2 separate regions of the Mus musculus genome follow, and region 1 is linked to region 2. Evidence: chromatin loops called from intact Hi-C (ENCODE). Cell type or tissue: heart. All regions are shown on one strand. Each heading gives the region's core, and the rest is flanking DNA. Links, peaks and the distances in the headings are about the cores only. Region 1 overlaps Rbpms (RNA binding protein gene with multiple splicing). Region 2 overlaps Rbpms (RNA binding protein gene with multiple splicing).

Region 1 (12,519 bases), core at 3,057-11,056, 60 kb before region 2:
AGAATTGGGAAGTGGAGGGGTTGGAGAGATGAGACAGGACTAGCTGCCCTTCGGGAAGGATAGGGGTTCTATTCCCAGCATCCATGCACAGCTAGCCTTCCCAGGGATTTGATGCCCTCTTCTGGCTTCTGCAGACACTAGCACACATGTGCTATGCATACTCACACTGACAGAACACTTGTGCATACGATAAAAAAAAAAGAGTTGGAAAATAAAGGCAAAGATAGGGCAGGGCAAAGTTGAGTCTGTCTAGACCTTTTGTGTGAACAGGGAGCCAGGGGGTGGTACACGTTTGGATACTTTAAAGAATTTTGTTTGATTGTTTGTTTGTTTTCAAGACAGGGTTTCTCTGTGTAGCCCTGGCTGTCCTGGAACTCACTCTGTAGACCAGGCTGGCCTTGAACTCAGAAATCCACCTGCCCCTGCCTCTCAAGTGCTGGGATTAAAGGCGTGCACCACCACCGCCAGTCAAGAATTTTTTTTTTTCTGTTGTCACTGGCATCTCAGTCCTGTTCCACAGGTGACCACTATAGTGGACATGCTAAGCTTTTCTTTTTCTTTTGCATGCAAAGTCGTGCAAGCTGTTAGGATGAGAAAGAGGAGTTTTTCTCCACGGCTTCCCTTGAAGGACTTCATTCCATGAGCTTGCACTTATTTCAATCCTCACTCAGCCTCTTGAAAGTACCAGTGTGTTGATCAGCGGACTTGGTCATTGGGATCAAGTTAAGAAAGCTGGAGGATAATTAGAAGCAGTGACCCGGAAGATGGGACAGGTGACAGGAAACTTGACTAATGGGTGTCCGCTCCCCTTCCCCTTACAGTCTGTTCTGTTCAGTTCAAATTGCAAAAGGCAGCTACAGTCCGCTCCTTCACCCTACATCATTACACCCGAATGGACCTTTAAATCCCATTCTGACCCACAGTGGATTCTCCTCATTGACGGCAGACTCCTCCCCCCCATCCCCCCCAGATTTCTGTGTAGTCTTGGTTGTCCTTGTGCTTGCTGTGTTAGACCAGGCTGGCCTTAGAGACACAGCAGCCTCTACAGCTGGAATCAAAGCTGTGTGCCACCACTGCCTAGCAAGATCATTCTGAGTACTTTGTAGCTATTTTTAGACACACCAGAAGAGGGCATCAGATCCTATTACAGATGGTTGTGAGCCACCATGTGGTTGCTGGGAATTGAACTCAGGACCTTTGGATGAGCAGTCAGTGCTCTTAACCCCTGAGCCATCATCTCTCCAGCCCAGATCTTTTTTTTTCGGTGTGTCAGGTAGCCCAGGCTGGTCTTAGACTTGATAAATGCGTGTATGTAAACACTCATTGGACTACATTCTCAGCTGGCTGTTGACTAATTCTGAGCATGTTAATATTACATATTACTTTTATTTATATATAATTTGTAATATAATTGTGTCAGTAACCTTCACTTATGTTTGTTCGTCTTAGTTACTTTTCCTATTGCTGTGATACTTCCCCCCCCCCCCCCCCCAGACAGGGTTTCTCTGTGTAGCCCTGACTGTCCTGGAACTCACTTTGTAGGCTGGCCTTGAACTCAGAAATCCTCCTGCCTCTGCCTCCCAAGTGCTGGGATTAAAGGTGTGCGCTACCACTGCCTGGCCCGCTGTGATACTTGTGACTGAAGGGAGAAAGGGCTTATTTTATTTAGTTTGTGGTTCAAAATTCTGGTAAACGGGGCAGTGAAGCGGCTTTGTGGATTACAGCCTCACCAAGGAAGCAGAGAAGGAAGAGCTAGGGAATGGAGCCACCCATGGTGGGCAGGTCTTGCCACCTCCATTAATGGCAATTAAGGTAATTCCTTTCAGGTATATCCAGGGTCTGATCTTCCAGGAGTTTCTAGATTTTAATCAAGTTAGTAATTATTTTGTTTGCTCATCCATCTGTTGAGGAGCGTTTGTGTGGTTGCCCTTTGTGGGGTGGGGGAAGTTTCATTTGACCTCCAGCTTCCTGGATTTCTAAGGGCCTGGTGTGCACTCTTCATTCCTCGGCGTCCTGTTCCAGTTTACCTATGGGATGGGCGTTCTTTGTGCCCCTGTCAGGCTGCAGTTGGGCACCCACTCACCGTGTTCACGGATCTGCCCGCTCCAGTGTGGTGGCTTTTTAGAGGTGGTGTTCAGATCATGGGTTCCACCTGGAAGGAATCGACTCCATGGTAGTTCTCCCTGACTGGTGGGCTGGTGGCTTGTTAGAAAGCAGTCTCTGTGTCGTGAAGAGCAGCTTGCGCTCTAGTTGGGACACACCAAGTCACTAGAATCCTGCATCAGATAAGCCTCTTTACAAGCCTTTCTGAAGTGTCTGACATTAGCGATTAGTTTTGGCTTGCCTTGCTCTGAGACAGAGCTGGCCTTGAACTCGTGATCCTCTCATTTCTAACTTCCTGCTTTCAAGGCTTGCAGGCTAGTGTTTTAAAGTGTACAATTGTTGCTCTTTATTTACAGTATACGACTTCAAGATATCTTAGAGCCTCAAAATACTTAACAATTGTGACTCATTTTGAGGTTTTGTGCTCATTTCAGAAAATAAAACACAACCTTTCACTTGATGCAACAGTTTTATATATTAAAAAAAAAAGTCCAATCCTCCATTGACTGTATAGGTTGTTGCTTCCTCCCTCCTGGTTTCTTCTTTTTCTTCTTTCTTTCCTCCTCTCTTCTCTCTCTTTCTCGACAAGGTCTTTCTTTGTCTTGGCTCTCTGCTGAATCTTGGCTGCCCCAGAACTCAGGCTGGCCTCGAACTCAGAGAGATCTCCTACCTCTACTTTCAGAATTCTGGGATTAAAGATGGGCACCGCCCCTGGCTTGTTTTGCTCTTTACTGGCATAGTAATCGCAGTTGCTCCGTTTCTTTCCTGGGAAGAAGAAAGCACATTTCACCCCCTTTTGTGTGTCTACGGCAGGCCCCGCTCTGGGCTTTGCCTCTCTCCTGTCATAGACTGTTCAAGTGGGAGTCGCAGTTATTTTAAGGTCTGGAATTTTGTGGGGACTCTGTGGGAGATAGGAGAGGGAGGGGAGCCTGTCCCTCACTTGCTGTCAAAATTGAGAAATAACTTGCCTCCCTCCTGCTCATTAGGCTTGTCTGGCCTGGAGCCAGGTGCCCAAGGAAGGTGTCCAGCTCCCTCTCCATCTTGCTATAACTAAGTTTAATTAATCAGGGATCTCCCCCACCCCCACTCTTGGAGTGGATTCCACGGGAAGGAATGAGTTAATATTTGCAGAGGCCTCTGGAAATGTTAAGTGCTTGGTGGCATTCTTATCTGCTCTCTAGCATGATCTCCTTATAAGGCTGTCCCCTGAGCTGAGGACCTGAAGTGCTGAGCCACCCCAGAGCCCAGGTGACTGTGGCAGTCCGGGACAGCCAGCCAGCCTTCCTAGGGTGGGCTCCGGTGTCCTATTTTAATACTAGTGATACCACATTTTGCTAATTGTTAGTGTTGGTCTCACAACTGCGTCCCCCCCACGTCTTACAGAATCTATTTTTAGTGTCTTCATGATTCTTGTTCCCCCAGCACCAATTATAGTCAAATCCATTTGGATAGAAGCGTTCATTCAGTCAAAGTTAGGTTCTTAAATTTTCTTTTCCTGGAAAACTTACTCTTTAAACAAACAACAACAACAACAAAACAAAAAAAACCAACGGGATGGAGAGATGGAGAGGTTAAGAGCACTGGCTGCTTTTCCGGAGGTCCTGAATTCAAATCCCAGCAACCACATGGTGGCTCACAATCATCTGCAATGTGATCTGACGCCCTCTTCTGGTGTGCCTGAGGACAGCTACAGTGTACTTAGATATAATAAATAAGTAAATCTAAATAAATAAATAAATAAAACCCCTATTAAAAAGTAAAACACATTCCAGTAGTGCCTTATGTACGTTACAAATCAATAAATTAGTATGTGTAGATATATTTTTAGTGCTGTGGCTTAACTTAGATGGTAGAGAGTTTGTGTAGAATGCCTGTAGCTATGGGTTAATCTACAGCACAGAACCATAGTGGTGCCTGCCTGTAATCTCAGTTACATTCAGAGTTAAAGGAATGTAAATGTCTGTCTTCTGTCTGTCTGTCTCTGTTCCTTTTTCTCTGTGTTTCCCCCTTTTTCTTCCCCATCCCCCACTGCCTGCCTGTCCATCTCATAGCCAGAGTGTCCTTGAACTCACTTTGGAACTGAAGATGGCCCTAAACTTTTGATCTTTCTTCCCCCATCCACTGAGTCCTCAGTAGACCCCATAGGCTGCTTACTGCCTACATATGTTGTTGGTGGTGATTGAACCTGGGTGTTTTTGCTTGTTAAGACCACGTAGTCTGCTGATTTTCCTGTATCAGCCTTTTAATGTAGATCTATACAGATGTTTCTTTCTTTTTTTTTTTTGTTTTTAATATTCTGTAAACATGGGAATTTGCAAAAATCAAAAGTGAATCTTCCAGATTTTTCTCTTGGTTGTCAGTGTAGTGATAGCGATTTGTACTGTCACGAGCTTTGCGTGACGAATGGGAAGGCCCTAAATACAACTTGAGCTGAAGTTGGGGATTAGGTGTGGGATGCATTTAATTCCTCTGTGTGTGTGTTTGTGCATGCGTGCTTTTTAAAATAGGTCCTCGCGCTTGCATTTCTTCCTCTAAAGCTCTAGTACTTCAGCTGACACTGTTTTAATCGATCCCTGTTTCTCTAGAAGTGTTGACATCTACACTTGAATATTTAAACGTAAAATAGGAAGGATGACAGATAGCTCTTAGACTGTACCATGATGGATGCTCTTGCAGTTGAATACTGTTAAGACAAATATTTATAGACGGAGGAGGGTCAAGGGATTGGTAGGAGGCAGGGTACTGTTTCTTAAATCCTTGTTGACTTTTGACGGATTTGATCACCCTTTTTGCCCATCCCTCCCCCCTTTGTTTTTCAGTGTGGCCAGAATAAAAGGCATTGGGATATCGGTTATTCAGTAAGTTGTCTTAATGGCTACCAGCATTAACATTAACGAAACACTTGTGTTTATTGGGGCAAGTAGCTTGTAAGTAAATATCAACTCGATTTAGAGCCAAAGAACAAATATTTTTGGTGAGCCTTGGACCTCCTGTGTCCGAGTGAATGTTTTCAGGCAACCATTTGTTTATAGGAAATGGTTCAGAGTGGAGGAACTTTGGCCCGAGCAGCGGTGGGCAGTGGGACAAACTGGGCAGGGTCTGTTGCTGGTTAGTTCATTTGATTAGAACAGTATGCTAATGAACTCAAGGTCACTGGGCCATCTGTGTATGGGTCAGCTAACCCTGCTGGGATTCCAGACCTTGGCCCGGAGGCTGGGCGATGTATTTGTCCCTGGTCCTGAGGCTGGGGAGTGGATGTATGGATGTGAGCCCATCCACAGACCCTGCGGAAGAACTTGAAACAGATGCTTTGTAAGTTTTGCATAATAAGTGACAATCTTATTGAGAGTCCTGGGAAAAAGTATAAGGAAGGAAACTAAAATCACCTTCTATTCGTGAGCTGACAGAGGTTGCCTGTTGGGTTTTTCCATCGCTGGAGTTCTCTTGGCTTCTTTCTTTTCTCTAAGCCACCCCTCCGTGCTCCTGCCTTTCTTCCCCTTGGATTCCTGGTCAGCTGCTACTACTCCTTAGCGGTCTGCTCTGAATCTGCATCTCTTATCCTTCACCCCCACCTGTGGTGTCTCTCTCTCTCTCTCTCTCTCTCTCTCTCTCTCTCTCTCTCTCTCTCTCTCTCTCTCTCTCTCTCTCTCTCTCTCTCTCTCTCTCTCTCTCCTCTCTCCTCTCTCTCTCTCTCTCTCTCTCTCTCTCTCTCCTCTCTCTCCTCTCTCCTCTCTCCTCTCTTCTCCCTCTCCCCCTCCCCTGAGCTCCAGATTCCGATATTAACACCAGCATCCATACCACCTCCAAATGGGTGTCTCCGCTCAGTTCCAAAGCCCCGGAGTTGTGCTTGTATTTATCTCTATTTCCAGACCTGCCTTCCCATCTGCAGGAGTCTCCCTTCATCCCGTGGTCCATCTGTCTCTCCCCTCCTTTAGGAACCCATCATCTGTCTTCACTGCTCCCCAGAAGATCTCTTGATTTAACTCCATCTTCCCAGACACTGGACCAGTCTGGTCACCAGCAAACCATCACCATTTCCTGTCCCTAGACCTGCTTCCGTCCCTCCAAACCAGGGCCAAGAGAGTCTCCTGGAAAGAACGCTTCCTCTGTGGCCCCTCCCCTGCTGTGGCCCCTCCCCTGCTGTGGCCCCTCCCCTGCTTTACTCCAAGCCAAGCTTGAACGCAGAGGAAGGACATCCTGAGTGCTTTGTTTTGTTTTAACAGAGTAGAGGATCAAATCTGAGGCCTCCCTCCCACACGCTTGGAGGAGTCCAGCTTTGAGCTTCAAATGCCCCAGGACATCCTGATTTCCTTATCTGAAGTCCTGAGGTTTTTCAGTTTGGCTTTGCTTTAGCCTTATACTTAAAATAACCTCGTGCAGAGGGCTACATTTTAGTACAATGGATCTCCTTTCTAACAAACAGCCAAGAGATGTAACTTTACAGCAGGGGATTTTCAGAATTGGGAAATCCCTGCAAGCCAGGATATAGAGTGTTTCTTCCGGGTGCACTGGTTAGTTTGTGTCTTGGGAGTTGGAAGATGGGCAGTAGGCTAGCTCTGCCTCCTGCTGCTTCTTGGGTTTTCCTTTTGTCCTCCTCCGGGCTACATAAGTTAAAGGAAATGATAAAGGCATCGAAGGCCTCTGTTAATGATGTCAGTGTTTGCATAAACATTAACCCATTGTGCTTTGCTGTCTCAGAGGCCCTTTCTTTGCGCTCCAGACCTTGGTCAGGGAAGCTGTGTAAAGTCTTTTGGTTATTTATGATCACTGAAGAATTTGCTAGTGTGTTCAAGTATTTTACTTTCAGAAAAACAAACGACCTATCTACGTGACTGGGTGTTTTTACCAGACTCTCAGGCGTTACGGGAGTTACTGTTCTTTTTCCTCCTCCTCCTCCTCCTTCTCCTCTTTTTTTTTTAATAAACATAACCAATTTTTTTAATATAAGATTTATTTATCTATTTTATATATGAGTGCAGTGTCGCTGTCTCTAGAAGAGGGCATCAGATCCCAATACAGATGGTTGTGAGCTACCATGTGGTTGCTGGGAATTGAACTCAGGACCTCTGGTAGAGCAGCTAGTACTTTTAACCCCTGAGCCATCTCTCCAGCCCCTGTACATCTTCACTACTTAGTAACTGATAAGGTTAGAAACATGGACATTGCCCTGGAAACCCTGCTTTCATAAAGTTTTACAAAGTTACAAACAACAGCAACACCAACAAACCAAACTTACAGATACCCTTGCTTTTATTTATTCTTACTTAAAAAGGATGTGGCAGACCTATCTTACCCCAGCACTTGGGATGCGGAGGCAGGGGAATCTCTGTGAGTTAAAGCTCAGCCTGGACTATAGTGCGTCCCTACTCACTGAATAGTAACTCAGTATAGACTTTTTTTTTTTTTTAAATTGAAGACCAGGTCTTTCTAGGTAGACCAGGCTAGCCTGGAGCTCACAAATATCCCCCTGCCTCTGCCTGGATTTGTTTTTTTTTTTTTTATTTTAATGTAAACACATAGAAACATACACAGCAAATAATTCAGGTGCTTCCTCCCCCAGTCTCCTCCTCCATGTAGTCCTCCATTTAGAAACATATTACAGTAAATAGTTACATCCGGCTTGAAGCCCTCTCTTCCTTCTGCTCTCTCTTTTGGGATTACAATGTGTGTTATCACGGACTTTTAGGTTTCCGCTTGACAGTCTTGGGTCGCAAATGTTGCGTGTGAGCTGTAGCTCATAAATTGCTTATTATTTTTGTTTATTTTATGTGTATGAGTGTTTTGTCTGCATTTTGTGTGCCCAGTGCCCATGAAAGGCAGAAAGGGGCATCAGAGCCCCCTGAAGTTACACTTTTTTTTTTTTTTTTTGGAGACAGGGTTTCTCTGTGTAGCCCTGGCTGTCCTGGGGTTTGTAAACCAAGCTGTCCCTGAATTCACAGAGATCCCTCTGCCTCTGCCTCCCAAGTGCTGGGATTAAAGGTTGGAGTTATTCTTAAGAGTTGCCCAGTGGGTGCTGAGAGTCAAACCCTGGTCCTTTGGAAGAGCAGCCAGTGTTCTTAACTGCTGAGCCATCTCCAGCCTCGAAGCTTATTTGTTTTAATTGACATAATTGTATGGTTAGATAACAGGCAGCGTCTCCTATTGACTGACATTTGAGTTGTTTTTAAAATTTGTTGCTGGCTACACAGAAAAACCCTGTCTTGAAAAACCAAAACCAAAAACAAAACCCCAAAGCCAAATAAAATTTGTTGCTTTTGCTAATAAAACTATAAGAATCGACTTTGTAGCCAGGTGTGGTGGTGCATGCCTTTAATCCCAGCAGAGGCAGGCGGATTTTTGAGTTCGAGGCCAGCCTGGTACTACAGAGTGAGTTCCAGGACAGCCAGGGCTACACAGAGAAACTCTGTATCTTTGGGCACAGATATACATTCTGATTGGGCAGTGTAGTTGGCATGACTGTGCTCATTAGAATTCTCCCTAGTATATATAATCATTACGATGAGAAATACACGTTTTAATATTTTCAGTATGTTCTTTATGATACCTGCACATTGTTAAACATTTGTGAGTAAATAAGCCACATAGGCATGAACAATTTCATGTTCAAGAATTTCTTTTCACCATTTTTTTTAATAGTTTACTCTATCCTTAGACCTTGATCTAATGGAAAGACTTAATGGAACTTGTAAATAAAGTCACAATTTATTTTGAAAAGAACTATGATAAAGGGACTTTCTTGCTATGTATTAAACTCATTTCATGTTCTTGATTTTAAAAAAAGACCAAAAAAAAAAATCACCAGATGAAGAACACCACAGCTAAAGCCAGTTAGAGGCGTTTCCTGCTTCCCTGTGCCTGACCGTTTGCCTGCAGTTCTGAGGCTCATCTGGGGGTTCCTCATCACCAGCTAGAAAAGCCATGGGGAGATGTGCTTCCCTGCACATTTCCCATAGCCTTGAACTGTGGGCCGGAGAGAAGAAGCTAGTGTGAGTCCAGCTGGTTAGGTCGCTGCCTCTCTTCCCCGGGAATGTGGCTCACTTACAGGAGAGTAGTTTAGAGGTGGGGGGCGGAAAGGAAGGGGGTCCCAGGAGCAGGGAAGAGAGCAGATTAGAAAGAAACCTCAGATCAACTTGCTATTCTCTAGTATTTTAGAGACGTTGTGAGTCAGAAGTTTAAAATATTTGTTAAATTTTGTGAACAGTTTTTATTTCTTTTCCTTCTATGCTTCATTGTGTGTGTGCGCGCGCGTGCGCATGTGCAGGTGGGTCAGAGGACAGTGTTTGGGATCTCCTGGACTGCCCCGAGGCATCGGTTAGCTCGCAAAGCGAGCCCTCTTTCATGCTTTCAATTGGTTTCTGCTGAATTATGAACAAGACAAAAGAAAAAGTGTAGTAGAGATTAGAAGAGATTTGGAATTTGTGTGTAATGGCTTGCAGGAAGATTTGGCAAAGTTAGTTGGTGTGCCGTAGGGCATGTGGGGTGTGTGTGTGTGTGTGTGTGTGTGTGTGTGTGTCTGTCTGTCTGTCTGTCTGTCTGTCTGTCTGTTTATGTCTGTGTGTGCCTTGTTTGAGCTGGCCAGTTGCAGAACCTTTTGTATAGCAAATTTGCTAGCATCTGGGGTGGAGCTAGGGGGAAGCAAGTTTAATCAGACACTAAGTGACTTGTCACCTGACATCAGCAGCTGGGCTGATCAGCACTGGACAGGCAAGTCTGCAGTAATCCATCTTCCTGCAAGTCTCACAAAGACAATGGGGGAAGTGTTTGATACTTTTGTGAATCTTCTACAGTGTTTGGTTGGAGTGTATTTCTCATTAACATTTCCTCAAAGCACAGGTTTGAAATGTATGTATGTGAATGATATCGTGTGTATTGGTTTTCTTAAACTTGAAAACACATCTTTTTAGGTATTTACAGTAGTCTTCAGACATGGGATGGGCTAGCTAGGTGTTAGCCACACACTGGGATGGGCCAGTGGCTGTAACAACAACCAACCGTCATTGCATTAAGGATGGAGGTTGAGGGAAGTTGTCCCAAGAGTGAGGTGTGTAGGATTAGCTGCTATACTTCATTGCACACAAACCTGGGCTTTGTTTAGGCACGAGAAGCTGTCCCCGGCACTTCCTCTTAAAGAGCCACACAGGGTTTCAGAGAAACTCAACATTATTTTTCTGAGCAAATTTAAATAATCTGAGGATGGATTTTTTAGAAAACCTATTTGGACACAGTCTCTTTGCTCCCTTTTTCTTCCTTTCTTCTTTCCTTCCTTGTGGGGTGTGTGTGTCTGTGTGTCTGTGTAGACCCAGCTGTCCTGGAACTCAGCTACACAGACCAGGGGCTGGGCTTGAACTCAGCGTCTTGCCTGCCTCTGCCTCCTGAGTACTGGGATTAAAGGCGATGTCACTACTGCCCAGGGTCGTCCCCCCCCCAATTATTTAAATTAGAACACAAAAAGCCACAGGGGAAAACATTTAACAAATATTCCTTCTTGAACAAACTTGGAGGGGGGGGGTCGTAGTTCCCCAGGAAAGCTCTTCTCTGGCAAGGCCCTAGGCTCAGTCTTCCTGGGGTGCACACCCCTAGAGTTTCATCTTCAGTGGTGATTAAGGTTGTGTTTTCAGTAGGTATTTGTTTAGATCTGCCGTTTGCGCTCCAGAAGTGAGCAAAGCACGGGGTTCTATCCATTGAGCAGATGCCTTCTAGTTACAGGACGTTACGGAGTCCTGTTCCTCTCAGCCATCCAAGCAGGAGGACCGGGATCCGGCTCCAGGGGATCCGGCTCCAGGGCGTCGAGCAGTAAAGTGTATCCTACAGAATCCATGCTGGGGTCGCCCCTGCCTTGAAGCGTCCCAGCTTCTCCAGCTGGTTCCTGCAGGCACAGAATCAAGCCCGGGCTCCGTGACCACTTCCCTTCCTAGCAGTGTCTCCTGGGCTTTATTTTCCACTGTTGGAGATCTAGACTTAGACAACTGAAACGCTTGCCCCTTATCTGTTTCCATCACCTTGTGGGTATTTATAGGTTAACAGTTCTCTGTTTGTTTGAAGACCTGTCTGGCCTGGTGTGTGTGTGTGTGTGTGTGTGTGTGTGTGTGTGTGTGTGTGTGTGTGTGTACACATGGGTCCTGGTTGCCTAGCTACCTCTGAGAGGACCTGGTGAGGCCTGGTGTGGAAAGGAGAAGCAGGAGTTAGGCCTGCCTTTCTCAGTGCGGTGGGGCCATCCACTGTGGCACAAAAGGCCACTTCCCCTGTGTTCCTGCTTCTTTGCTCCCTTTTTTCCCCATCTTACTGTTTCTCATTTCTGCTTATATGTCGCGTCCACCGTGACCAAAGAATCAGTGGGATACGTCGGAGGGTGAAGGACTTTCCTGGAGAAGTAAAGGTTAGCTTAGATTTTTCTGAGACAAGCTATCGAATCAGTTGGGAAGAGAGAAGATGCTGGGGGGTGGGACGGAGGGGAGAAAAGCACACATTAATAGTTTTTAAGGAATCTAATCAGAGAATGCAGTCAAGATTTCTGTAGTCTCTGCCGGGCATGGTGGCACACGCCTTTAATCCCAGCACCCGGGAGGCAGAGGCAGGCGGATTTCTGAGTTTGAGGCCAGCCTGGTCTACAGAGTGAGTTCCAGGAAAGCCAGGGCTATACAGAGAAGCCCTGTCTCGAAAAACCAAAAAAAAAAAAAAAAAAAAAATTTCTGTAGTCTACCTTTGAGTCCTTCAGTTTTGGTTTGACACACCCAGCTTCCTGTCTGGCTTCCGCTTATCAGCTATTGCCTCCCTTACCCACAGGAAGTATATATCCTAAGACACCCCCCCACCCCCCACCCCACACACACTCAAGTGGATAGCTGGGATGCCAGGTAGTGCCTGTTGTATTAGTTTTTCCTTTCTTGGTTGAATATGAGCCTGGAAGATGAGTAATACAAAGAAAACAAGCTTATTTTTCTATCTCAGTTTTGGAGGTACAGTGGTACTGACCACTGTTTGGATCTAGTGAGGGAAGCCAGCGAACCAGGAAAAGTTGGGCTTGCTTATATAGGACACCGCACTCAAGCTCTACCCCCCAATATTTTGTGCATGTGTGCCGCTGAAGAGAGCATTAGATGTCCCTGAAGTTGGAGTGACAAGCAGTTCTATAGTGGCTGACTGGTACTGGAAACCCAACATGTCCTCGGAAGAGGTCTTGCTTCCTTCCTCCTTCACTAGCTCCTATTTCCCTAGCCCTCTCCCCCTATTTCCCATCTCACTCTAGCTTGGCTGTTGTGGAACTTGCTTTACAGACCAGGCTGGCCTCAGATTCAGAGATCTGCCTGAAAAAGAGCATGTGTCCTCTTAACCACTGAGCATCGCTAGCCCCAGGACTTACTGGTTAAATTTATACTTCAAGCAGTTTAACAACAATCGCTGTTTTACAAGTAGAAT
Region 2 (12,519 bases), core at 2,221-10,220:
CTTGTAAGATATGTATTACATGCAGAAATCTCAGTGCTCTTTTTCTTTTTCTTTTTTTTTTAAGATTTATTTATTCATTTATGAATATGAGTACACTGTAGCTGTCTTCAGACACACCAGAAGCGTGCATCGGATCCCATTACAGGTGGTTGTGAGCCACCGTGTGGTTGCTGAGATTTGAACTCAGGACCTCTGGAAAAGTAGTCAGTGCTTTTATCCACTGAGCCATCTCTCCAGGCCCCCCCCCCCAGTTCATTTCCAATAATTAGATTAATTTTTTTCTGATAAAACATCCTTAAAACATTAGCTCAGTACCACTAATCATTTTTTATCTTTGCCAAAGGAATTGTGTCTGTAAAGCACCTATATATTTGGGGACAGATTGCATATGACATTAGTGTCCTGAACCTCAGCACTTCCTGAGTGACCGTGGATTTTCTGGTTCGTGCAAGCTAAGCTAGCTGTCTGTATATTCGGGGCCTTGGGAAAGAAATTAGGTTTTGCTAACGTTTTGTTTTGATAACACACATGCGAAGGTTAGCATCACTTTTGGGAGTCCACTTTCTGCCATGTTCTTTGCGTACATAGAGCTCAGACCTTCGAAGCTGGCTGCCGCAACCTGGACCTACTGGGTCGTTACATTGGGCTTTCAACTGGTCTTTAAGTTGTAGTGCATGGTGAATTTGCACACAGACCCTCCATACTTGGTTCTGTAATACAGACTGGTTAACTGGGGCAGTGATCTGAGCATATAATGTAGAGATCATTTCCATCCCTGCACCACGGAGCTTTGTTTCTGCTCTGATTTTTTAAGAATAATTATTTGTCCTTTCACAATTCATGTGTGTGTGCATGTGTCACGCACGCACACACACACACACACACACGTCTACCTGTCTGTCTGTGTCACGTGTGCTGGTGCCCTCGTTGCAGGTTGCTGTAAGCCCCCGACTTGAGTGCTGAGGACCAAACTCAAGTCCTCCAAAGAGCAGCAAGTGTTCTCTCCCACAAAGCCCTCTCTCCAGACTCCCATGTTTCTTTACCCAATTTCTAATCTTGCAGATTTTCCCTGTGCCCTGTATAGGCCTTTTAAGTACAATAAATTATGTGATTGACGCAGACATACTTCGCTGATTTTCATAAACAGTAAAAGAAACAAAACACCCAGCGAGGTTGACTACCAAAATTCTTAGAGTTCCGTCTCTCTGGTGTCCAGTGACTCTGGCCAACATTAAGTAGCTGTGGATCACTGAAAGAATCTATTCACAAATTTGGTCTGCATCATTCCGTCGTGGTGGTGGTGGTGGTGGTGGTGGTGGTGGTGGTGGCGGTGGCGGTGGCGGTGGCGGTGGCGGCGGTGGTGGTGGTGGTGGCGGTGGCGGTGGCGGTGGTGGTGGTTAGGAAGAGGTGGAGGTGGCGGCAGCAGCTGTGGCTTGAACCCAGGGTCCTGTGCCTGGCAGTAGTGATCTGAACTCAAGCGCACACTCTGTTTTATTTAGTTTGTATTTTGAGGCTACATCTCTAAGCCAGCTCTCTGTGTAAGGTTGAATGGAGCCAAGACCACAATCATGCCCACCACACTCAGCTAATTGTGATCAACTTAGCATGTCCTGTTTGCTTTGCAAGCACTCTACCAACTAACTGGGCTGCATCCATTGGCCCTGGTGAAGCTTCCACCTCGACTCCCTCTTGTCTGAGTGGAAGTATTAGGGACAAACCTGCCTTCAGGACATGGGATGGGGCCATGCTTAAGTGTGCACAGTGTCCCAGCAGTGAGGAAGGCAGAGAGAGTAATGAGTTTCTGTTCAGGGGATGCCACAGCCACTTTGGTATTTCTGTGTTATAATACCCAGGACACCTCTGTCCCTTCTTGGGCAGTTGCCCCTATTCACCTCCAGACTTCATGGAGTGAAAGTGGTATTGTCGTGGTCCCTAGGGGAAAGAGTACCGTCTGCTCTCTGGCCCATGTTCCTTTTCATACAATATCTATTTCAAAGTCACTCTGTAAAATTCTGCTTTAATGAGTGACTGGCTGGCTGTGTTTGGCTTGCAGACAGCCCCTTCCTGACATTGTCAGCGTACAGGTTTTTCAGTCATCCTTTTCAGGAGAGTTTGAGGCCATAGAGGCAAAAAGTTCAAATGCCCACGCCCTCGTAACCTTTTGGAAAATAAGCTCTGGCTGGCGCCGACTGTGTTGACATGTTAAAGATGGAGTGTATAGTTTCTTCAAAGGCTCTGTCCGGACTTTATAGTTATCCTAAACAGAGCAGGTTCTCCTCGGGCCCAGTTGCATGCGCAGGGGCTCCTGGCTAACAGAGTCAATCTGTTCTAGTGGAAATCAAGTTCGCTTGCCTGAAGCCGGATACCTCTCGCTTTCTGTCTCAGTCTTGCATCAGAACCAGTTTCTGTGGTTAGTCCCCGGCCCCAGGAGCAGGTCAGACTGTAAACCAGCAGACAGCAGGCTCGAGACGCAGAACAGAGTCCAGCCTTGCACGGAAGTAGAATCCTGTGGACTGAAGGAATTCTCTCAAACTACACCACACTGGATTGAATCGCCGCTCAAGAGTCCCAGCTGGCAAAATCAGGGCCCAGTATCAATGCAATCGGCTTTGTTTCTACAAGTGATACAAACACCTTTCCAAAAAGGTGGGAGGGAGAAAGGCGGCCGGGGTGGGGGGGGGGGGAAGGAGATAAAAATTACACATTCTGGAAATGATGGCCATTTGATGCTAGACTGGGCTCTCTTGTGTCCCTTCAAAGCAATATAGTTTTACAGTTCTTAAAGGAACAACCCCCCCTCCCCCCTCCCCCCACAGTTTTCATTTATGGATTAACATGAAGGCAGATAGATAATATCTAGCAACCTAATGCTTCCTTTGACAAGGATTTGTGACTGGATTCATGGCCCTGTGGAGGCTGAGCCCATCGTCCCACAGCCCACGTGTCCAGAGACGGCCCTTCAAGTGGGGGGTCTGCTTAGTGAAGTGTAACGGTATCTTACTAACGGAGAGGCACCAGTGCAGTCAAGTGGGTCTAGCTCAAGCGAGGACAGCAAGCATTACATTTAGATTATTCAGAGGTAGCGCCGGGACAAGCACTTCTTGGAGGTAGTTGGATTAAGGAAGAAGACAGGGTCTGCCATGGTTTCTCAATGGGCGCCGGCCCAGCAGCCCTCACTGTGGTATTAACAGCCCTGAGGTTTCTGCCAGCAGCGTCCTTATTTAGGGAAGGCATGAGGCGCAGCCGCATCCAATGGATGGTCCCCATTGTTCATTCTTCTCTGGAACCCACGTGCGCCTAGGTCTGCGCACAACAGCCGTGATTATTATCTGAACAATGTGGTCTTTATGAAACAAGAAGCCTGTCCCAGTCAGGAGAAACAGAGCACTGGAGGACGGTGGCTTCTTAAGTATTCACCTGGGGACGGGAGGGGGTTACTTCGTGCCGCTGGGTCTTCCTTCATGTGGCAGTGTCGCGATTGAGCTGAGCCTGACAGCGCACACTTCTCACCCCTAACCTGCCGGGAACTGAACCCCAGGCCTTGCGCATGCTGGGCGGACACTAACCATCTCTGTTCGGACCCCAGCCTCTCTCAGTGAGGTGTGTGCTGTTCTGGGTGGATCTGACTCATTCTTACCTCTCCCACTTAACACCAGGTAGGTGGTCAGCAGCCCACAAGCACCTCCCAGCTCCAGTTGTCCTCAATTGGTTGGGAAGCAAGCAGTCTATAAAATTGTGTGAACTTCCTGTTTCTATAGATGACCCTCCCTCTACTGAGCACCACACGGCTCATCCTGGGCATCCTCAGTCCTCCACTGAGCACCACAGAACCCCGCCTGTCCTCCTCCAGCTTTTGTTAGGTTTTTTTTTTGTTTTTTCGAGACAGGGTTTCTCTGCGTAGCCCTGGCTGTCCTGGAACTCACTGTGTAGACCAGGCTGGCCTCGAACTCAGAAATTTGCCTGCCTCTGCCTCCCGAGTGCTAGGATTAAAGGAGTGCACTACCATGCCCTGCCTCCTCCAGCTTTTTAATGCAATTTCACTGGGACACAATGGTGTTTGTTAAGTGGTAGAAATTTTCTAATTCCTTTTCAGAAATAATGGTGATACGAGGAAGATTTCCAGGTATGGATTTTTTTTTTTTGCAAGTCTCTTTCATTTCCTGCATTTGTCAAGTCTTGCTTTTTTCTTTGTGTTTGCGATGGGTCACACTCTCTGTAACTGCCAGCTGTTGTCTCTGAATGAATCCTATCCAGGTAACCGATGGTCTGGAGTGGTTTGTCTTAGCCCCGTCATCATTCAGTGTGTGAGGCTCAGCTGAATGAAAAGGTTCTTTTCCCAGACCTCGAGGGAGAGCTTTGTGTAAAAGCCTGGCCAGAATCTGTTTTCAATCTGTTTTATGATTCCTGCAGAAGTGAAAGCTGATAACACTCCAGAAAACTATAAATCCGTTCCACCTTTCAGCCCCCGCCAGCCCTTGGAGCATCTTTCACGTGTGTGCTTACCTGTTGTGCTGGAAGTGGCACGCCCTTCAGAGCCCCCCCCCCCCTGAAAACAGCTTTTATTTCAAACTTTTGCTTTTAATTTCTAAAGTAAAAGCAAGGCCTTTCAACTTAATTTCCTTCTGTTGAAAGCCCTGTCCCCGGGGTACTGCCTCGCTCTGTGACCAAAGTGCCCTTTGAAAACAGAAGACCTACTTTCTCTATACGCTCTTTGAAATACAGCAGTCCGAGGAGTATAAATCAAAGCCATAAGAGGTACCGCTTCATACCCAAGGGGTGGCCAGCACGAAGATTGGCAGCAGGTAGTGTCTGGTCATGGGTGTGGGGAAATCAGGAGGCTTGGGTATTTGTGGGGGAACTGAAGTGGTCTGAAAAGCTCTTCTTCAGAAAGGTTAGCATACAATTACCTCATGCTACAGTTCTGCTCCGAGGGTGGCAAAAGTGTGTGTTCATACACAAGCCTGTTCCCAGGTGTGAAGTGGCCTCATTCATAACACAGTAAAGAAGCTGAAACAGGGTTGTGAGCAGCTCTGTGGGCGACGGCCCCTGTGGTCACGCCTAGCAACCCCAGTTGGAGCCTTAGAACTCATGTGGTAGTAGGAGAAGACTGGTCCACACTGGTTTTCCTCTGACATGCAAGCACCAAGAGGCATGTAGTTGTGTGCACATCTGGGCACGCCCCCCCCCCTAAAATACAAACAATCTAATGCCCATTAACTGGTGAAAGATGTTAAATAACATGATTATTCAACAATTGAAAAAAAATCAGTGAAATACTAGTGTGTACTTGGACAACATAACTAACCCTAGAAAACCGTATTCTTGTTAAAGGGTCCTGTCAGAAAAGGCTACATGCTGCTGCATCTTACTTCTGCAAATTTAACTGAGCTATATAGTCCTTCAGATTGGATGCATTATTATTTGTGCTTGTTGGGGAATGAATTAGGAGAGAAAAAGGAGAAAGAGAGTAAGTAGTTGCTAATGGGTACTGAATTTATTTTTGAAATACAAGAGAAGCCCAGGAAATCTGTTTTGAGACAAGTTTCATTGCTTAGCCCGGGCTGCCCTTGAACTTGAACTCCTCTGGCCTCTCAGATGCCACCCCACCTAGCCAAAAGAAATATTTTGAACATAATATTGTATAATTAAATGGCCTCCAATCCCTGGATCTCTTGCCTGTGGCTTTCCCACACGCTGTTGTGATCGGAAAACTTGAGTCTAGCGTGTTTCTGAATGGCTAATGGTCAGTCTCTCAGCCGATATGGTCAACTGTAGGGGAGAGGAGTGAGTTCCTTATAGGAGAAGCAGGTTGCTGGGAGACTAGTCACTGTTTAGTCAAGCCCAGCCAAGTGGTGATCTCACTGAGCCTGAATCTAAAAACCTAGGAAATCGTCCACCGGGTCACTCTGTTTACTCCTGAGAGCTGGGTAGCACTTCCTCCCCCGGGTACTGTTTTCTGTTGCTACTGCTGACAGTAACCAACAGTGCTGATTCAACTCATTGTTCTCAGTGCTTGGTATTTACTGATAACCCTGCAGGAAATCACTTTCCTGCCCCTCCCTGCAGTCTCACCTTTTGAGTTCTTAAGCCTTCCTGCAGGGAAGTGTTAGCTCTGGAAAAGAGAGATGAGACAGAGTTCATGAACATCACCTGTGTGTAGGCAGGGATAGGACAGAGCCGCAGGGATGAGCCCGTTGGGCCAGCTGCTTCATGGTAGAGACTGGGTCATAGAGAAGCTGTCTGTAGGTTGTAGAATAGCCTCCTTTGCTTGCTAAAACCAAAAGATTGTAGCAGAGCTCCAGAATAGGAGATTTTACCCCTAAGTCACGGAGCAGAAGGAACAATAGAAGATCCGGCCCTGTCACCAGGATAGAAAGGGCGTTGACTCAGTAGCAAGCTTAACTTTTCCTTGAGGGCCTTGTCGGGTTCTTTACTGTGTTCTGGGATCCTAGGAAGTCTGTTGATACGCTATGAAGTTAGATGATCTTTTTACAAAGGATTGTTTAAAGTGTGTGTGTGTGCGCGCGCGCGCGCGTGTTGTCCGTCTGTCTGTGGGTATGTGCATGTGAGAGCAGTACCTATAAGAGGCTAGAGGAGGGTACTGACAATCAAACTCGGGTCCTTACAAAGAGCTCTGTTACTCTTTACTGCTGAGCCATGGCTCCAGCCCTGAACATGGTCCGAGGCTAAGGAAGAGCCAAGCTGACCACTATAATAGAAAACGGGTTTTCCTGTTTTCCGGTTCTCCGTGTAATTTCTGGTACTCTGTATTTGAAAGTAAGAGTGGATTGGGCAAAACCTGGTTGCTTAAGCAGAAAGCTATTTTGTCCCCCACCTCAACGTAAGCACCTTGCCTGGCTACTTCTGGAACCCCCATTCCTTAAAGCGGAAGAGGGTTTTTTTCCATTTGGTGTTAGTTAGGTGTAGAGAAAGGACAGTCTGAGCCTCTCAACCGGAAGGGTCTGAGCAAGCCGAGCCTTGGGAGGTGGCAGCTCTAGTGTAAGTTTTGCTTTCTGTGCATGCTTCTCCCATCCTGTGGCTCACTAGCCTGTGAGAGAGAGTGGGGGATTTTGACAGTGAGTTTTGTGGGGCTGGAGTGCTGCTCTCAACAGAGACAGTTCCACATGACTGCTCATCAGAGCACACACTTGAGAACCGGTGGGCTGGGGTGTGGTTGAAGCCCCATGACCCATGCAGGCACTTGGGGAGGGAGGCAAAGAGGCCTGAGAGTTGGAGCCAGTCTGGAGTAGAGAAGACCCTGTCTATCAGTAAATTCATTAGAATTTGGGCTTGGACAGTAGAGCTTACTACGAGAATACGAGTTCTTAACCTTGATGAAAGCCCGAGGACCCCTTTACTCGAGAGTTTGAGAGAAAATCAGCAGGGCAAGCAGGCTGTAATTCCTGGCAGCTGCCGGGAACAGGGAGTTGAAGGAGAGAAGAAAGTTGTGCCTTTTGAGCTAGAACACAAGAAAGGGAAGGCCTGCCAGCAGCTGTGTGGAGGTGGCAGGGGTCCTCAGAAAAAGGAGAGGACACAGGGTGTCTAAGCCACTTGCTTAGGGTTTTGGCTGGTTTCCAAAGGAAATCAAAAGTTGGAAAGGGAAAATTGAATTATTTTTTAAGTGAGACCTCAGAGAAGCTGTGAGGCTTAGCATTGAGAGTCTTGGAGCCACCACGGCCAGGGGAGGGGCTTCTGGAATGTGTGGGCATGTATCTCCTTAAACAGATAATCAGACTCAGCATCCCTCAATAAAAAGATAATCAGTCAGGTGCCTAAATTTCCCACCAGGTGGTTTCCTGTCACGTGATTTACAGGCCGCCCGTTTGAATCAACTCCTGAGGGAAAGAAAACTCTAGTATGCTTTTGTCACTCACCCAGAGTCAGAGATGGGACTTCATCATGATGTCTTGAGAACTGGGGCTTCCTGTATTGTTCAGGAATAATGAAAGGAAAGGAACTTAGTAGGGCAGCATTCTGATTGTTTTCCCTGAGGTATTTCTGCCTGTTTGCCTTCTAAAACGGTATCTCTGGTCTCGATTACAGGTCCTCTTGCTTGGCTTCCAGGACCTGGCATACAGGGTGTGCATCAGCCTGTGCTCTCTTTGCCTTCCTTGCTGTGATAAGTCACATAGACATGACATAACTCTGAGAGGGAAGGGTTTGTGCTATCACAGAAGGGGTTCACATTAGGAACTCAGAAACTACCTGGGAACCCTGCCTGCGGCTGCTCACTGCCTTGCTAGATAGGAAGCTCTCGCTCATTTGCTTTATTATTTTAAATGTATTTCTTTTTATGTCTAAAGATAGGGACTCTAGCTCTGGTTCATCTGCCTCCATATGTAAACTTGGCTAGACTTAAAATACAGAGATTCTCCTGGTTCTGCCTCCCTACCACTGAAACAAAGGTGTGTGCTCCAGTGCTCGGACAGGTTGATTTATTTATGTATGTTAGTCTTGTTTGCTTTTGTGTGTGTGTGTGTGCGCTCGTGTGCCTGCGAACAGTACTCACAGAAGCTAGCAGAGGATATCGTGATTGGAGTAACAGTTTAGAGTCGCCGTGGAGATGCTGGAACTGAACCCTGCTCCTAAGCTAACTTTCTTACATCCAGTTGCCCTCCACAGTGGGCCCTGATATATCAGTCATTGATCAGGATGATCTCTCACAGACAAGACCTTAGGTCGGTCTTATCCGAGCAATTTCCCAATCCAATGTCCCTCTTCATACAAGAGTCTAGGTTATATCAAGTTGACATTAAAAACTAGCACATGGTACATTGTTCTTTTGGATATTCTGTATTTAAAAAAAAAAAAAAAGGTATTCTCAGTTTGCAAACATTGACTCCCCGGATGGTAAAGCCTGCAGACTAGGTTCGGGTAGGTTGAACTTGTCTGTCATTCCCGAAGGGTAGAACTGAAAGACTTTCCTGCAAAGAAGAAATTACCATCCAGAAAGGGAAGGGCCCACACTTGGTAGCACGTGTCTTTAGTCCCAGCCCTGAGAAGCAAAAAGTTTTGTGAATTTGGGGCCAGCCTGGCTTACACAGCAAGTTCCAAGACAGCCAAAGGTACATAGTGAGACAAAAGGCGACACAAAAAAGGGCCAGATCCAATTATCAACCCCACTATTCATTGGCCAGTAAGAATCAGGCGTGAGCCTTACGCCGTTGGCAGACTTGGGGAGACACAGTGTTTCTCAAGCCTGGTCGCTCTTTGGAAACACCTAGGAATTAAGAGCTAGCTAGGCATGGTGGCTCTCGATGCCGGCTTTGGAAGCTGGGATAGGATCTCTCTGAGCTTAGGTTATAGAGTGAGACACTGTCCTTAAACAAACAAACTCCAAAAGCAAAATATTAGAAACCTTACTCTTAGAGGAAGTCTGGCAACTGATCAAAGCTCCTGTCACTAACTTGGGGACCAGAAAGACATCTTGTGCCTACTGAAACCATGATGTGTGTAAACCAGGAATCTGCACACACAATAGAGTTGAATTGAGAGAGAGTTTACAAAACAAATGGCCAGGACTGTCAGAATGTCAAGGAGATGGAGCAAGTGACAGGTGAATGCCCCTGGGTTAGATGCTGGATCATAAAACCCACTTTTCAGGAAGTGACGATGCAGTAAAGCTAATATATTACTTTAAAAAGCTTGGTGAGAGGCTGTGTATGGCGGCATAAGAGGAGGAGTGAGGTGAAGTATGTGTGGTAATGTGCCAGCGTTTCAGGAACTTGTGTGTACTACATATCTGTTCTCTTAGTTGCCAGTAATTTTGGAGTAATTTTAAAGTCATAGATAGGAAGGTAGGTAGGAGGGCAGGCCATGACACATGTGGCAGTCAGAAAATAACTTTGCAGGGTTAGCTTGTTTCCAGTTTCACATGGGTTCCTGAGGTAGAACTTAGGTTGTCGATCTCACACCTTTATCCACAGAAGTAAGGGGAAAGCGCCAACTGACTGTTGTGTGCTGGAATCTCTACTGGGACACGGCTCCAGGCCCAGTAGCCCCCTAAGCAGTCCTTCGTGCCAGTTCTAATGTGATCTCTTTAAAGATAATTTATTTAGTGTTTGCCACAAAAGGTGCACATGTGGAGGTCAGAGGGCAGCTCGTGCACACTCTAGAGAGGGACCACTGAGCTACCTTCCCAACCAGCTCTTCTTGCTCCAGTCTCTTCCTGTCTTCCTGCTGACCGCCATGAATCCCGTGACCACTGCACGGGTGGCAGCAGCGTTACCCGGCAGTCTTGGGAAATAGGACTTCCAGTCCTAGAACAGAAGTACTGCATCAGAAATTGCAGTGCCCCAGCCCTGCAAACAAAGCAAGTCCTCACTCGGCCTTGTGAGGACCTCAGCCGCACAGGAACTGCAGAGCCCTCCTGTGTGAACACCCCTGTCTGAGCTCACCTGTGCTCGTGGCCACTCCCACCACCACTTTGTGACTCTGCTCCTGGTGAACTTGGGCTTTGATCTTGCACTATACTTCCCTCATTCTCCCAGGCCCTTGCCTGACCTGAAACTGCCCTGTGTTCTCTGATATGCAGCAGACTCCCAAGGGTGCGCTGTTGCTCGCAGTGGCATGCCATCTTGCACAGGCTGCCCTGTAAGGGTTCAGCCTCTAAGTCATTGCCAGATCTGGATTGCTGGGGACTGTCACCTGCCCCCATAGCAGTTGGTTTGGGTGACTTGTAAATAACAATTTCTTTCTTTTATTACTTTATACTGATCATTAGAAAGTATCTTTTTGGCCCATGTAAATAGGCTGACATATATGTATATATTTGAGATTTATTTTATTTATATGAACACACTGTGGCTATTTTCCAGACACACCAGAAGAGGGCATCAGATCCCTGTGAGCCACCATGTGGTTGCTGGGGGTTGAATTCAGGACCTTCAGAAGAGCAGTTAGTGATCTTAACCACTGAGCCATCTCTCCAGCCCTACCATTTATGTTTTCAAGGGAGTTTTGCTACATTATAATAAAGTTTTGATAAATTATTAGCTGGACGGTCCAGAGTTGATTTTTGTTCCCTCCCCGCATGCCATGTCCTATCTGTGCCCCCCCCCCCCCTTCCAGCATGTTCTTCCTCCCGCAGCTCATCACCCTGTATCATTTAAAATGTTTGGGTCTTGGCTAATCCCTATGGATAGAAACTTAGTGGAGCAGGATATTGATTACCAAATATGGTATTGCTGCAAAGGATGCTGACGGAATGTGGCTTGTATTCTGAGCCTCTGGCCGCCCAATGAGCTGCCAAACAAATTAGGTCATTTTAACTTCTGAGCTTTCTTGTTTTGTTTTGTTTTTGTTAATAAGATGCTGGAACTTTGATTTGGAACATGATGTTGATGTTATTTTAGCTAGAACAAGAGAAGTGTATGGGGAGGGGGGGCAGGGAGGACAGAGGCTCGGTCCAGCAAGTTTTAGGTTGGCTGTGTACAAAGCAAGCACACTGACCGTCTTGGTGGGTCCTAGAAAACCCATAAGAAAGCCAAAGGGTGGAATTCAGACGTTCAACCCCAAGACCTAAGGACAAATGCTATAGGGCCTAGAGGCTTGTCATCTCTCCTCGGGTTGATACAGGCTCAGGACTAAAGGATGCTTCAAAGAAGGTTGGTGGGGGTTAGTGTAGGAAAGAACTTTGTGAATTACGTGCTGCTGCTGTGTCTGATGTGCTCTGGTGTGAATGCACAGGGTCTTCTGGAGGAACAACGGTTACCTCTCAGCAAAGGCACCGCAGTAGTCCGTAGTTGGGAATAGTTGATTGTAAGGGCAACACAGTTCTTTGTTTTGTTTTCCTTCAACACAGGGTCTCACTCTGTAGCCCATGCGATCCCCGAACTCATGATAATGCTATGGCCTCTGTTTCCTCCCATGAGCTACGATTCCTGACGGGAGCTGGTGGTAACAGGTGTGGTGGGAGGAAGTGGCTCTCAGTTGTACGATCCCAGAAGCAATTGCTGCTCCAGGCAACAGCCTTGTCTCCCAATGTATGTTGTGGGAGTACAGTCAGACAGTTTACTAACTAAGGGTCCTGAGTTATTGTTTTGTTTTGTTTTTATTTTTTTAATTAATTTATTTATTTTATTTATATGAGTACACTGTAGCTGTCTTCAGAGACACCAGAAGAGGGCGTCAGATCCTATTACAGATGGTTGTGAGCCACCATGTGGTTGCTGGGAATTGAACTCAGGACCTTTGGAAGAGCAGTCAGTGCTCTTAACCACTGAGCCATCTCTCCAGCCCCCCGTCCCCCAAGTTTGATTTTTTTTTTTTTATATTTCATAAACCTGGTCCTTCTCTTTTTGACCTTGCTGGTTAGATGTATACAGATGCAGTGCTCACTGCCCCTCCTAGTGTTATCTAGCCTTAATGGTTGTCTTCTCAGAAAATAACCAAGTCAGGACTAGGTTCTCCTACTGCAGGTTATCTCTGGGTCAGGGCTGTTGTCTGCCCGCAGCTGCCCAATGCGGGTTCTGGTGACTGTCAGTCACTGGCTCTTCCTGTGTCTTTGGAGCCGAACCT

What was found. A loop is a pair of places that touch in the nucleus more often than their neighbours do. Peaks named below come from ENCODE experiments on the same cell type or tissue, not always from the same donor. Only the 100,000 strongest peaks of a DNase experiment are listed, where the experiment ranks them.
Region 1: a loop joins it to region 2, with 3 times the contacts of the local background. A loop is called at or near these places in 3 of 42 quality-filtered maps.

Annotation. Positions count from the first base shown.
Region 1 is chr8:33,896,682-33,909,200 of GRCm38, reverse strand. All of the region lies in intron 1 of Rbpms (RNA binding protein gene with multiple splicing), which reads left to right. Among named protein-coding and RNA genes, the nearest start is that of Gm51528, 21 kb to the left of the region's middle. RefSeq lists an enhancer at 2,132-5,380. In heart, for the core only: a CTCF peak has its summit at 3,774 (motif pointing left); DNase peaks (open chromatin) are centred at 3,190, 5,280 and 6,260; H3K4me3 peaks cover 3,884 bases; H3K27ac peaks cover 7,583 bases.
Region 2 is chr8:33,835,756-33,848,274 of GRCm38, reverse strand. All of the region lies in intron 4 of Rbpms (RNA binding protein gene with multiple splicing), which reads left to right. Among named protein-coding and RNA genes, the nearest start is that of Gm51528, 82 kb to the left of the region's middle. In heart, for the core only: no CTCF peak of the experiment used is centred there; a DNase peak (open chromatin) is centred at 5,864; H3K27ac peaks cover 4,258 bases.